Linked DNA regions of Homo sapiens: region 1 is linked to region 2. A link is an interaction called in ENCODE POLR2A ChIA-PET data of the cell type or tissue named here. Cell type or tissue: Caco-2. All regions are shown on one strand. Each heading gives the region's core, and the rest is flanking DNA. Links, peaks and the distances in the headings are about the cores only.

Evidence for each region. ChIA-PET counts read pairs that join two places held together with the same protein. Peaks named below come from ENCODE experiments on the same cell type or tissue, not always from the same donor. Only the 100,000 strongest peaks of a DNase experiment are listed, where the experiment ranks them.
Region 1: POLR2A ChIA-PET joins it to region 2 with 11 read pairs; 2 of 35 experiments call an interaction of 5 or more read pairs at or near these places.

The regions. Positions count from the first base shown.
Region 1 is chr17:81,857,561-81,862,920 of GRCh38, reverse strand. It overlaps P4HB (prolyl 4-hydroxylase subunit beta), which reads left to right and starts at 2,386. Exons shown (of 11, transcript NM_000918.4): 1 at 2,386-2,594; 2 at 3,534-3,740. The coding sequence starts at 2,450. It overlaps LOC124904086 (a long non-coding RNA gene), which reads right to left and starts at 1,811. Exons shown (of 2, transcript XR_007065950.1): 1 at 1,782-1,811. RefSeq lists silencers at 2,266-2,485, 2,696-2,795. In Caco-2, for the core only: no CTCF peak of the experiment used is centred there; DNase peaks (open chromatin) are centred at 1,450, 2,080, 2,841 and 3,359; H3K4me3 peaks cover 3,345 bases.
Region 2 is chr17:81,416,193-81,421,552 of GRCh38, reverse strand. The region is part of intron 2 of BAHCC1 (BAH domain and coiled-coil containing 1); the gene reads right to left. Among named protein-coding and RNA genes, the nearest start is that of MIR4740, 18 kb to the right of the region's middle. RefSeq lists an enhancer at 3,748-4,697. In Caco-2, for the core only: no CTCF peak of the experiment used is centred there; a DNase peak (open chromatin) is centred at 2,042; H3K4me3 peaks cover 1,088 bases.

The sequences.
Region 1 (5,360 bases), core at 128-5,127, 440 kb before region 2:
GGAAAAGGAGAGCAGCAGATTCCAGGCAGTGAGGGAGACGGAGGGCTGCCAGTGTCCAACACTAACAAAATGCAGACCATCTATGTAATTTTAAAAGTTTCTAAAAGCCACGTTAAAAGATAGAAGAGGAGGCCTGGTGCGGTGGCTCACGCCTATAATCCCAACGCTTTGGGAGGCCAAGGCGGGTGGATCACCTGACGTCAGGAGTTCGAGACCAGCCTGGCCAACATGGTAAAACCCTGTCTCTACTAAAAATACAAAAATTAGCTGGGCATGGTGGTGCATGCCTGTAATCCCAGCTACTCGGGAGGCTGAGGCAGGAGAATCGCTTGAATCCGGGAGGTGGAGTGAGCCGAGATCGCCCACTGCACTCCAGCTTGGATGACAAAGTGAGATTCTGTCTCAAAAAAATAAAAAATAAAAATTTTAAAAAAAGGACATTTTTTTACTATTTTTTGAGATAGGGTGTCGATCTGTCGCCCAGGCTGGAGTGCAGTGGTGGGATCATGGCTCACCGCAGCCTCAGCCTCCTGGGCTCAAATGATTCTCCCACCTCCACCTCCCAAGTAGCTGGGACCACAGGTGCACACCACCGTGCCTGGCTAATTTTTTTAATTTATTTTTTGTAGAGACGGGAGTCTCACTATGTTGCCCAGGCTGGTCTCGAACTCCTGGGCTGAAGGGATCCTCCTGCCTCGGTCTCCAAAAGTGGTGGGATTACAGGAGTGAGCCACACAGCACCTGGCCTCAATATTATTATGTAATCCAACATATGCATACAGAATATTTCAACATGTAGTAGTCAATGTAAAGTTATTAACGAAATACTGTACCTTCTGTCCTCCAGCCCCTACACGCACACTTTTTTTTTTTTTTTTTTGAGATGGAGTCTCGCTCTGTTGCCCAGGCTGGAGTGCAATGGCGCGATCTCGGCTCACTGCAACCTCTGCCTCCTGGGTTCAAGCGATTCTCTTGCCTCAGCCTCCCGAGTAGCTGGGATTACAGGCGCGCGCCACCAGGCCCTGTTAATTTTTGTATTTTTAGTAGAGACGGGAGGTGAGGGGGTTTCACCATGTTGATCAGGCTGGTCTCGAACTCCTGACCTCGTGATCCGCCCGCCTCGGCCTTCCAAAGTGCTGGGATTACAGGCGTGAGCCACCGCACTCGGCCCCGCACACTCAGTCTTAGAAGTTTGATGTGCATTGCGCACTCACAGCCCGTCTCAGGTGGACTGGCCATATTTCAAGTGCTCAGGAGCCTCGGTGGCGGGTCGAGTCGGGAGGCAAACCCAGCTGCTGCCTTCGGAGTGAAGCAGCGCCCAGGGTATTTCCACAGCTGTGTAACAGCTGCGAGGTCTCCTGAGCCGACCAGAGCATCTGAGAAGCACCAGAGAAGGGGCAGCGTCACAGGATTTGGCAACCCGTGGGAAAGGAAGGAAGAGATCGCACAGGGCAAAGGGCCGCTCCCTGAAGGCCTTAGCGGGGAGTACCTTTCCTGCGGCCGCTCCACGCATGAGCAGCGTCTTCCTGGGGCCTGGGAGCCGGCAGGTCCCCGGGGCCCAGGTCCCGCCCCTCCCGCCCGTCTCTCCAGCCCCATTCTCCTAACCACCCGCCCTGTGCTCGTATCCCCTCCGAGGCTTCCTCGCACTGTGCGCACGATTCCCATGCCCAGGCCCTGCCGCCATGCCTCGGTGAGTGTCTCGCGTGACCTCGCGGAGCGCGTCGGACCGGGCCGGCTATCCCACACCGAGCCCACCGCCGACCCTAGGCGGCCAACCCCACCTTCCACGGCCGCCGCCGCACGCTTGACACGCGCGCCGGAAATTGCGTCACCCCAACTTCCGGTCCGGGGGCCGGGGGGCGTGCCAGTTGGGTACGCGGTCCAGTCAGAATGCAACACGAGGGGTTTCGGAAGCGCAGCCGCAGCTCCGCCCCTAAACTGGGAACTCCTCCCCACTGCCACGTTCGACGAAGGAACGCGCAGAGTGCGCGCATCCCTTGGCCAATCAGGAGGCGCAGAGTCCGTGCTACCGAAAGGGGCAGCCATTCCAGACCCGTGGAAGGTGCAGGCGAAAGCCACCAATTAGAAGCCAAGGCAGAAAAAGTTCTTGTCGGGAGCCAATGAGAGGCTAAGAAAGACAGCGAGCGCGAGGTCCTCGGCCAATCCCGAACGAAGGCCAGGGAGCACTCAGGAGCGTTTCCGAATCCGGGGCCAGGCCTGGTGTGAGTGTCCAATCCGAGAGCGGCAAAGACGAGCCTCGAAGTCCGCCGGCCAATCGAAGGCGGGCCCCAGCGGCGCGTGCGCGCCGCGGCCAGCGCGCGCGGGCGGGGGGGCAGGCGCGCCCCGGACCCAGGATTTATAAAGGCGAGGCCGGGACCGGCGCGCGCTCTCGTCGCCCCCGCTGTCCCGGCGGCGCCAACCGAAGCGCCCCGCCTGATCCGTGTCCGACATGCTGCGCCGCGCTCTGCTGTGCCTGGCCGTGGCCGCCCTGGTGCGCGCCGACGCCCCCGAGGAGGAGGACCACGTCCTGGTGCTGCGGAAAAGCAACTTCGCGGAGGCGCTGGCGGCCCACAAGTACCTGCTGGTGGAGTTCTGTGAGCGCCGGGCCTGGCGGGCGGGCGGGGCTCGGGGCCGCTGAGCCAGGCTCTTGGGACGCAGGCACGGCCCGGCAGCCCCCGGGGTCGGGACCCCCGGCGCGCCCGGAACTGAAGGGCTCCCTTGCTGCCCGCCTTGGGGGCCATGTCAGGGGCTCCCTGGGGGTGAGAGCCGGGCTGGGAGCCGGGGGGCCGTCCCGATGCCCGCCCTGCGCACGGCAGGATCTTCCTGTTAGTGCGAGAAGAACAGGATCGACCTGTGTGAGCAAACAGAGCAAGCCAGTGTCCAGCCTTGCCGAGTCCTCCCCGGGGGCCGACCCGGAAGGCGCCCCGCTCCTGCCCACCCCACCTTCAGCTTGCCACAGCAGTCCTTCCGATGGTGTCTCAGAGGAGAATCCCAAGCCTTCCTCACGTCCATAAGGATTTGAGCTCTGTCCCTGGGGTGGGAACCTTGTGCCTGACACAGCTGCTAACTCTATTGACAGATCGTCTTATTCTCACCCTAAGCAACTCAGGGTCTGTGTGCACGGATGTGCATCTCATACTCACAGCTAGTGCTGGTACAGGCCGCCACGGTCACTTCTTCACTTTTGTCTGTAGTCTTAAAGGGAAAGTCTAGGGGAGATCCTTGCCTTAGTTGCCTGTGGGGAATAAGAAGTCAGCAACCATTGAAAGGTTTGTCTGGCTGTGCTGATGGTGACATAGCAGAGTGGGGGCTGGTGTTGGTTGGTGGTAGTTTGTCGTTCACGGCCTCTGTCCTGATATTGCCCAAGAACACCAGGCTATCAGCTCAGCCTTGTGCGTTAGGAGGGGTTATCTTGGTGAGTAGATAAGGTTTTTATGAAGGGAAATGCCAGAGGAAAAAGGGAAGCACTGCTGAGGGATCAAGGCTGCTTTAGGGATCAAGGCTGCTTTCTAGCATCTCATTTCCGCTTCCAGATGCCCCTTGGTGTGGCCACTGCAAGGCTCTGGCCCCTGAGTATGCCAAAGCCGCTGGGAAGCTGAAGGCAGAAGGTTCCGAGATCAGGTTGGCCAAGGTGGACGCCACGGAGGAGTCTGACCTGGCCCAGCAGTACGGCGTGCGCGGCTATCCCACCATCAAGTTCTTCAGGAATGGAGACACGGCTTCCCCCAAGGAATATACAGGTGTGGCTGTGGCACTGCCCTTGAACTGTCTTTAGAGAGGGACTGGCCTGCCGACTTGGAAGGGCAGGGGCAGCTGTCTGAGCGGTGGGGAGGCCGGGTTCCAGAGGCTTGGAGGGATCCCGTTCCTCAGGCCGGGTTCTCTGTCCACTTGTGCCCTGAGGGTCTTGTGAGGAGTTTTCATCCTGGAAGAACCTTCGAATGGAGAACCTGTCTTGTCTGGTGCCATCCTGGGGGCGGCTGGCTGAGGTCTGTTTGGAGACTGACCAGCGAGGAGAGGGAGACTGGTGCCTTTCTGGCCACATGGGCTGTTTGTGCTGCCCCCTGTTCCTAGGAGCAGCAGCATGGCTGTAGCTCTCGGGGTGACACCTGCTAGCTGTCGTGTGTAGCGTGCCAGCTGCCGCGTCACGTGCTTGCGTGATTTCTCCTCGCATCCTCTCTGTGAGGCGGGCTTTTCCCAGACAAAGGGCTGAGGCTTAGAGCAGCTGAGTAACAGCATCGAGCCTGTCGGTAGCAGACCTCGAATCCAAGCCCGCCCTGCTCCGTCTGTAGCACGGGCCCTCAGCTGCTCGTCTGCCGCCTCTGAAGCTGCCGTAGTGGAGGCCGAGCCCCTGTGTAGCCAGATCAGTGACGGTGGCAAAAGAAAACTCGTCTATAAAACCGGTTCTGTGGCATGTCAGATGCTCATGGTGGGTAGCCCGAAAGCAGCTCATTCCAGTGTTAGCAGGGTTCTCCCCTTAAGCAGGTGTGCCCTGTCCTGTTCTAGTGGCAGCAACTCCGTGGTTGCCTCTCACTTGGCTGTTTTGATGTTTCCTTTTGTCCCCTTAAGCAGGTGTGCCCTGTCCTGTTCTAGTGGCAGCAGCTCTGTGGTTGCCTCTCACTTGGCTGTTTTGATGTTTCCTTTTTTTTTTTTTTTTTTTTTTTTTGAGACAGTCTCGCTCTGTCGTGCAGTGGTGCGATCTCTGCTCACTGCAACCTCTGCCTCCCGGGTACAAGTGATTCTCCTGCCTCAGCCTCTTGAGTAGCTGGGGCTACAGGTGTGCACCACCACGCCTGGCTAATTTTTGTATTTTTAGTAGAGACGGGGTTTCACCATGTTGGCCAGGATGGTCTCGATCGTGACCTCGTGATCCACCCGTCTCGGCCTCCTAGAGTGCTAGGATTACAGGCGTGATTGATGTTCTCATTTTTTACTCATGTTCACTTTTGGAACGGGAAGTGCTCTGTCCAAAGTCACCGTGGTTCTGTCACTAACACTCAGGTTTGCAGATGAGATGAGCACTCCTAAATCCACTTGTCACTGGTGACCGTCTTGTTAGCACTGGTGGAATCCTTCTACATCTGAATGGGGTTTTCCCGATTCGGACCAGGGAGTCAAGTTCTAGGAGGGAAAAAGGAGAGGCATCATTCCTTAGCCTCAGTCTCCCAGGAGGAGGAAGTTTCTTTCCTGTCAGTTGACCGCCTTTGGTGGCATAAAAGTGTGTCATCTTCTTCCTGGTCTGGGAGGCATGGAGGGTGGGCCATTGGCGAGAACTCCCGAAACGCCTGGGATAAGTTAGGAGGCGCGGGAGTCAGGTGGGCGGGGCGTCAGCCTGTTCCCAGAGGTAGAAAACTGGCACTGAG
Region 2 (5,360 bases), core at 142-5,141:
TCACTACTGTGGTGACCCCTGCGAGTGTGGGGGACGGGACTGCCGGCCACCTGAGGCCCTCCCTATCCCACTCAGCTCCCGAGGAGCCCGGGAAACCCCAGGACAGAGCATCACGCCTCTACTGTCACCCCCGCCTCCCGGTGTTTGGGGATGGCACCGTGACTGGCCAGCAGAGCCGTGGGCAGACCAGGCTGCCACCTCCCCAGCCCCCCCGCCGACCAGTGGCCAACCCCAGACAGAGCCTGTGCCTCAGCTGCCTGGGAGCCGAGTGTAGCCTGGGCTCCAGCCAGGGCCAGACCGTGTGGGCCAAGGCCAGCCGGGAACCGGGCTGAGGGCTCTTTCCTCTTGGCAAAGGAAGTGCTGTGGTTACCAGCCCAGGCGGAGGCAGCTGGGGGCCAGGGAGGGGGTCTTGACCTAGACCTCCTCAGACCAAGTGCCCCATCCTGGCACTGCCTGCAGTGGCACCTCCCCTACCTGGGGCTTCAGACTCATGTGACGTAGTGCCATCATGCTCCCAAGGTCGGTCGTGGGCCCGCCATGGGGCTGGTAAGAGATGGAGCATGACCAAGTCTAAGTTGCTGGTCCAGGCCCATAGCCCCAAGTGCTCCGCTGGGGGCTGAACACGGCCTGTCCCCACCCGCGTGCATGGTCAGGGCACCCTGGCCCCACACAGAGCCTGCCTGGGGCCGCTCTGCCAGGCTTCCCATCAGCTCTCATCACAGGAGGCAGCATGAGTTTAGGATGTTCCTGGGGAAGGGACAGTAAGCGGGATGCGGTGTCAGCGGGGCCACCGAGGACTGCACACTGGCCTCCAGTTGGCTGCCCCCACTGCCCAGCCGGCCCAGGCCGGGTTTGCAGCTCTAGATCCAGACCGGGCTCTGGCCCCAGCTCCAGGGCCACCTCAGCTCTGCCCAAGATGCTGTAGAGGCCTGGCTTGGGCGGCCGGCTAGCTGAGGAAATGGTTTCGGGAGACAGCAACACCAGGAGGGCTGTGGCCACCCCCAGGTGGCTCAGGTCCTCGGGCACAGCCCCATCCCTGGGAGGCCAGTCTGACCCGGAGCCCAAGGTCCAGCCAACTAGACCAGGAGGCAGGCTGTGCCTGGACCTGCTGTCCCAGGGTGGCCCAGCAGCGGGAAGACTGGGGAACAGCTGCACAACAGCTGGGCTGGAGTCTCGGTGCCCAGTGAGCCTGGCCCCGGCCCAGGGGTGCTGTGTGGGGAGGCCGGCACACAGTAGGTGAGAGCTGGCCACATGGGCTTACAGCAGAGGTGGCCCTAAGTGGCCAGGACAGCCGATGGGAACTAGCCTGCCTCCTGCCAACCTGTCTTCCAGGCTCCTTGCCATGGATGGCTAAGAAGGGCAACACATGCTGGGCAGCCTGAGGGGTACAGAGCATGCTGGGGCCCTGGAGCCCAGGACTCCCCGGAGAGCCACTCCCTCTGTAAGGGTCGGTCCAGCAGCCGTGCCAGCAGCCCCCATCCAGGGTCCCGAGGACCCACACAGCAGAGGCTGGGCCTGGGCAATCGGATGGCCAGGTGCCCACTGTGCCCCACCCCACTCTCCTGCCAGGCTGACCCTGCTCCGCCCTGTGGCACCAGACTGAAGGCAGACGGAACAAGAGGACGGCAGGGCCCGGGAGCCGGGAGAGGCGGGCGCGGAGCCGGCAGAGCGAGCATTTGTTTTGAGTTAAGTGAGCCGCCGAGACAGCATCCTCCTTTTCTGGAAACTGTGAAATGGGTTGTAAAAAAAAAAAAAAAAAAAAACGCCTCGTTGAGATGGCGGCAGCTCCAGAGAAGCAGCGAGGCCCTTCCCAGGCTCCCGGCTCCCGCTGCTTCCGGAAGCCCAGCTGCCGGGCTGCTGGCATGGGCCTCCCCGGCTCCGAGTCTGGCGGCTGCACCCGCCGCCTGCGTCAGCTCCCACCCCCGACCCACACCCACTCAGGCTCCCCTCTTCCCTCGGCACTGGCTTCCGCTCCACACCTTCCCCGCTCCCCACAGGGCCCGCCCAGGCGGGGGACACCAGGAGTGGCTGGGAACGGAGTGATGGGCGGTCCCAAGCACACTTCCCACGAGCCAGGCTCCCAAGGGAGCTGTGCAGGACGGGAGGGGAGGCAGGAAGGAGGAGCAGCCCCCCTGCTGGCCCTGCCCCACATTCCTCATTCCGGGAAAGCGCGGGGAGGAAGCCGCCCTGCACAGGTTCCTGCGTGGATGCAGAGGGGAGGTGCAGCCTGCTTGGAGGCAGGGGTGTAGCATCTGACCATTTGGCTGCCCAGAAAGAGGAATGAGGGACGGGGTGGGGAGACCAGGCTCTGCCTGGGGTGAGAGGCCACTCTGGGACCTCCGCCCGCACCAGGAGACCAGAAGCTGCTGTGGCAGGGGCTAGAGGCCCAGCCACATGCCACCCCAGTGTGCAGATGTGGCTGGGAGACAGGCAGGTGCATGCTGGGTGTGCAGGTGTTTGCAGGCTCAACCCCCAGATACAACCCAGTGATGCTTCCCCCACCCTGGCTGCAATCACTAGTGGTCCAGACTCGAGATGTGGGGTGCACCTCACACTTGCACACACTCACACTTGCACACACTCACACTTGCACAGAGGCAGGGGAGGGACTGTGTGTGACTCACGGGGTGTGTCTGTGCAAACCTGTCTCTGGGCATATGCACGTGACTATGGGTGTACACACAAGGTCTGACTGTGCTACATGTCTGGGATGAGTGGCTACACACACACACACACACACACGTACACACACACACGCACACACGTACACACACACGTACACACACGTACACACACACACGTCTGTGGGTGTGCGCACCTTGGCAGACTCTGTTCTCGGGCATGGGAGCCACACAGCTGGGCAAGTCCTCAAAGATGCTGCTTCCCAGGGCTCAGGCCTCCACCAGACTTATCCACTTACTGACCTGAACCTTGGCAAGGGCTCTTGGCCTCCGCTGTGCAAAAGGTGGCATTGAAGCGGCACCGGGATGAACAGCTGCCCTGGGTCGGGGCATGTCCCGGCCCACTGGTGGTAGAGGGGGGCCTCAGATCTCCATCAAGTTGCAGCTCCAGCCCCCCAGCCCACTGCTGCATGGGAACCAGACCCTGACCCGGCACAGCTGCTCAGTTCTGAGCTGCGTCTCCTGGGGCAGTGAGACCCCAGACCCTAAAGTGGCCCTTGGGAGTCTTGTAGATTCTGGCGGGCAGCCAACAGGTCACGTGGCCAGGCCCAGCTCCCCTCTGTGGTGGAGAAGCAGGACCCAATGTTTCTCGGGCTGTCCTGGAACCCTCTCCAATCTGAAGCCCTCTCCAGGGCCCGCAAACTGTCCAGATTCGGGGCGGCGCTCTGTCCCGACTGCACACCTGCTGCCACCAGATGTCCGTCTGTCCAGCACTGCTCCCTCCACACCTGGTGGACACGGGGCCCGCCCTGCTTACTGTTGCCTCTTCTGCCCCCACAGCCTGGAAGTGTCTGAGGGTGCCTTGGCCCCCTGGGGCCACCAAACCTCCCCACCACCTGTGGCTCCACGAAGGCAGCTGGACAAGTGGAGACTGAGGCGGGCACAGGGAGAAAGGAGTAACAGAGAAAAACGAGGTGCGAAAGGATGGGAAGCAGTGTGGGGGCAGCGAGGGAGGGGCTGCAGGGAAGGCCAAGAGCATGCAGCCATGGGCTCAGCCCGGGACCTGCAGCAGCCTGTGGGAGGGGCGCCCGCCCAGGAACAGGAGCACGTCACCCGGGAAGCCCCTTGGCTGGCTCAGGAGAACCTTCCAGAAGCCTGCGCTGGCCCAGAGGCAGCGTCTCTCAGGCCTTAATAGGAAAACTCTGTGGTTGCTGTGTACCCAACCCAATCAGCGTGGAAACGGCCCGGAGGTGATGATGACAGGATGGGCTCAGCCACCGACAGCCCAGAACTAATAAAAGAAAAGGAAAATCGGATATAAGTCTGGTTCTTATTAAAAGGGTAAATTTAGCCCTTTGGCTAGGGCGGGGGGGGGGTGGCCGACGCTCCCCATGGCGTCCCTCCTCGGTCTCCCTCCCCTGAGAGCTCTGTGCCAAGTGACTCAGAGCAGCCATGGTGGGGACTGAGGGTGGGGCACAGGCAGGCTCCCTCTCTGCTTCTCCAATTCTTCACACCTTCTCCCATGTCTCTCACCCGCTCTCCTGGGCAGGCGGGTGGCCAGGACCTCCCCTTGCCCCTAAGACACTCTGGAGGGCTGTGGGGCGGTCGGCCAGGGGCGTGGGAATGCAACCAGGGTGGTCAGCGCCACTCCCTCGGCGCCGCCCCCCGCAGCTGGATGAGTCTCCTCGCCCCAAACTGAACGCTTCCCATCCCACCATCTTGAGACAGCCAGCTGCGGGGAGACGGACACCCCGGTGAAGATGTCAGGGGCACACGCACGCACACCCCAGCCCAGGAATCCACCCTGGCCCTCGGGTCCCTGCAGAGCAAGGGAGGCCACGTGGACACCCACCTGCCCTCCTACACTCCGGCCTCTCAACCGGAGCCCCCACCCCCTGCCCTGACCCTGGACATGTCCAGTCTAGCTGTGGACATGCAGGGGACAACACGGCAACGGATGGGGGTGCAAGGCCTCCCTGGGCACAGCAGCCATAGGATGAGCCCCGACAGAGCCGGGCTGTAGGGAGACTCTAGTGCTCTTGGCCCTGTGTCCACATAGCCATGTGGCCCTGCTGGCCAGCCTCTCCCATCCTCCAAGTGGACCAGCCACAGGCTGCGAGCGTGCTCCTAACTCCTGCCACCTGGCCCAAACAGGCGACGTCAATGACACAGGCTCCATGCCAGAGCAGCTGAAGAAAGGTGGGCGGAGGCAGGTGCAGGCTCGGGATGGCCAGGGGGGCAGGCTCTCACCCTCCTGTGTGCTCACCCATCCTTGTGGACATGTACATGTGCATACACCCATCCTCATGGACACACACACGTACATACGCGCATACACCATCCTCACGGACACACACACACGCACATACACCCATCCTCATGTACACACAAACACGCACACACCCATCCTCATGGACACACACGCACACATGCACACACCCATCCTCATGGACACACACACACACACACACCCTCAATGGACACACACACACGCACATACACCCACCCTCATGGACACACATACACGTACACACGCGCATACACCCATCCTCATGGACACACGCATAGACCCACCCTCATGGACACACACACACCCATCCTCATGGACACACACGCATACACCCACCCTCATGGACACACACATATGCACATACACCCACCCTCATGGACACACACACGTACACACACGCATACACCCACCCTCATGGACACACATACACGTACACACGCGCATACACC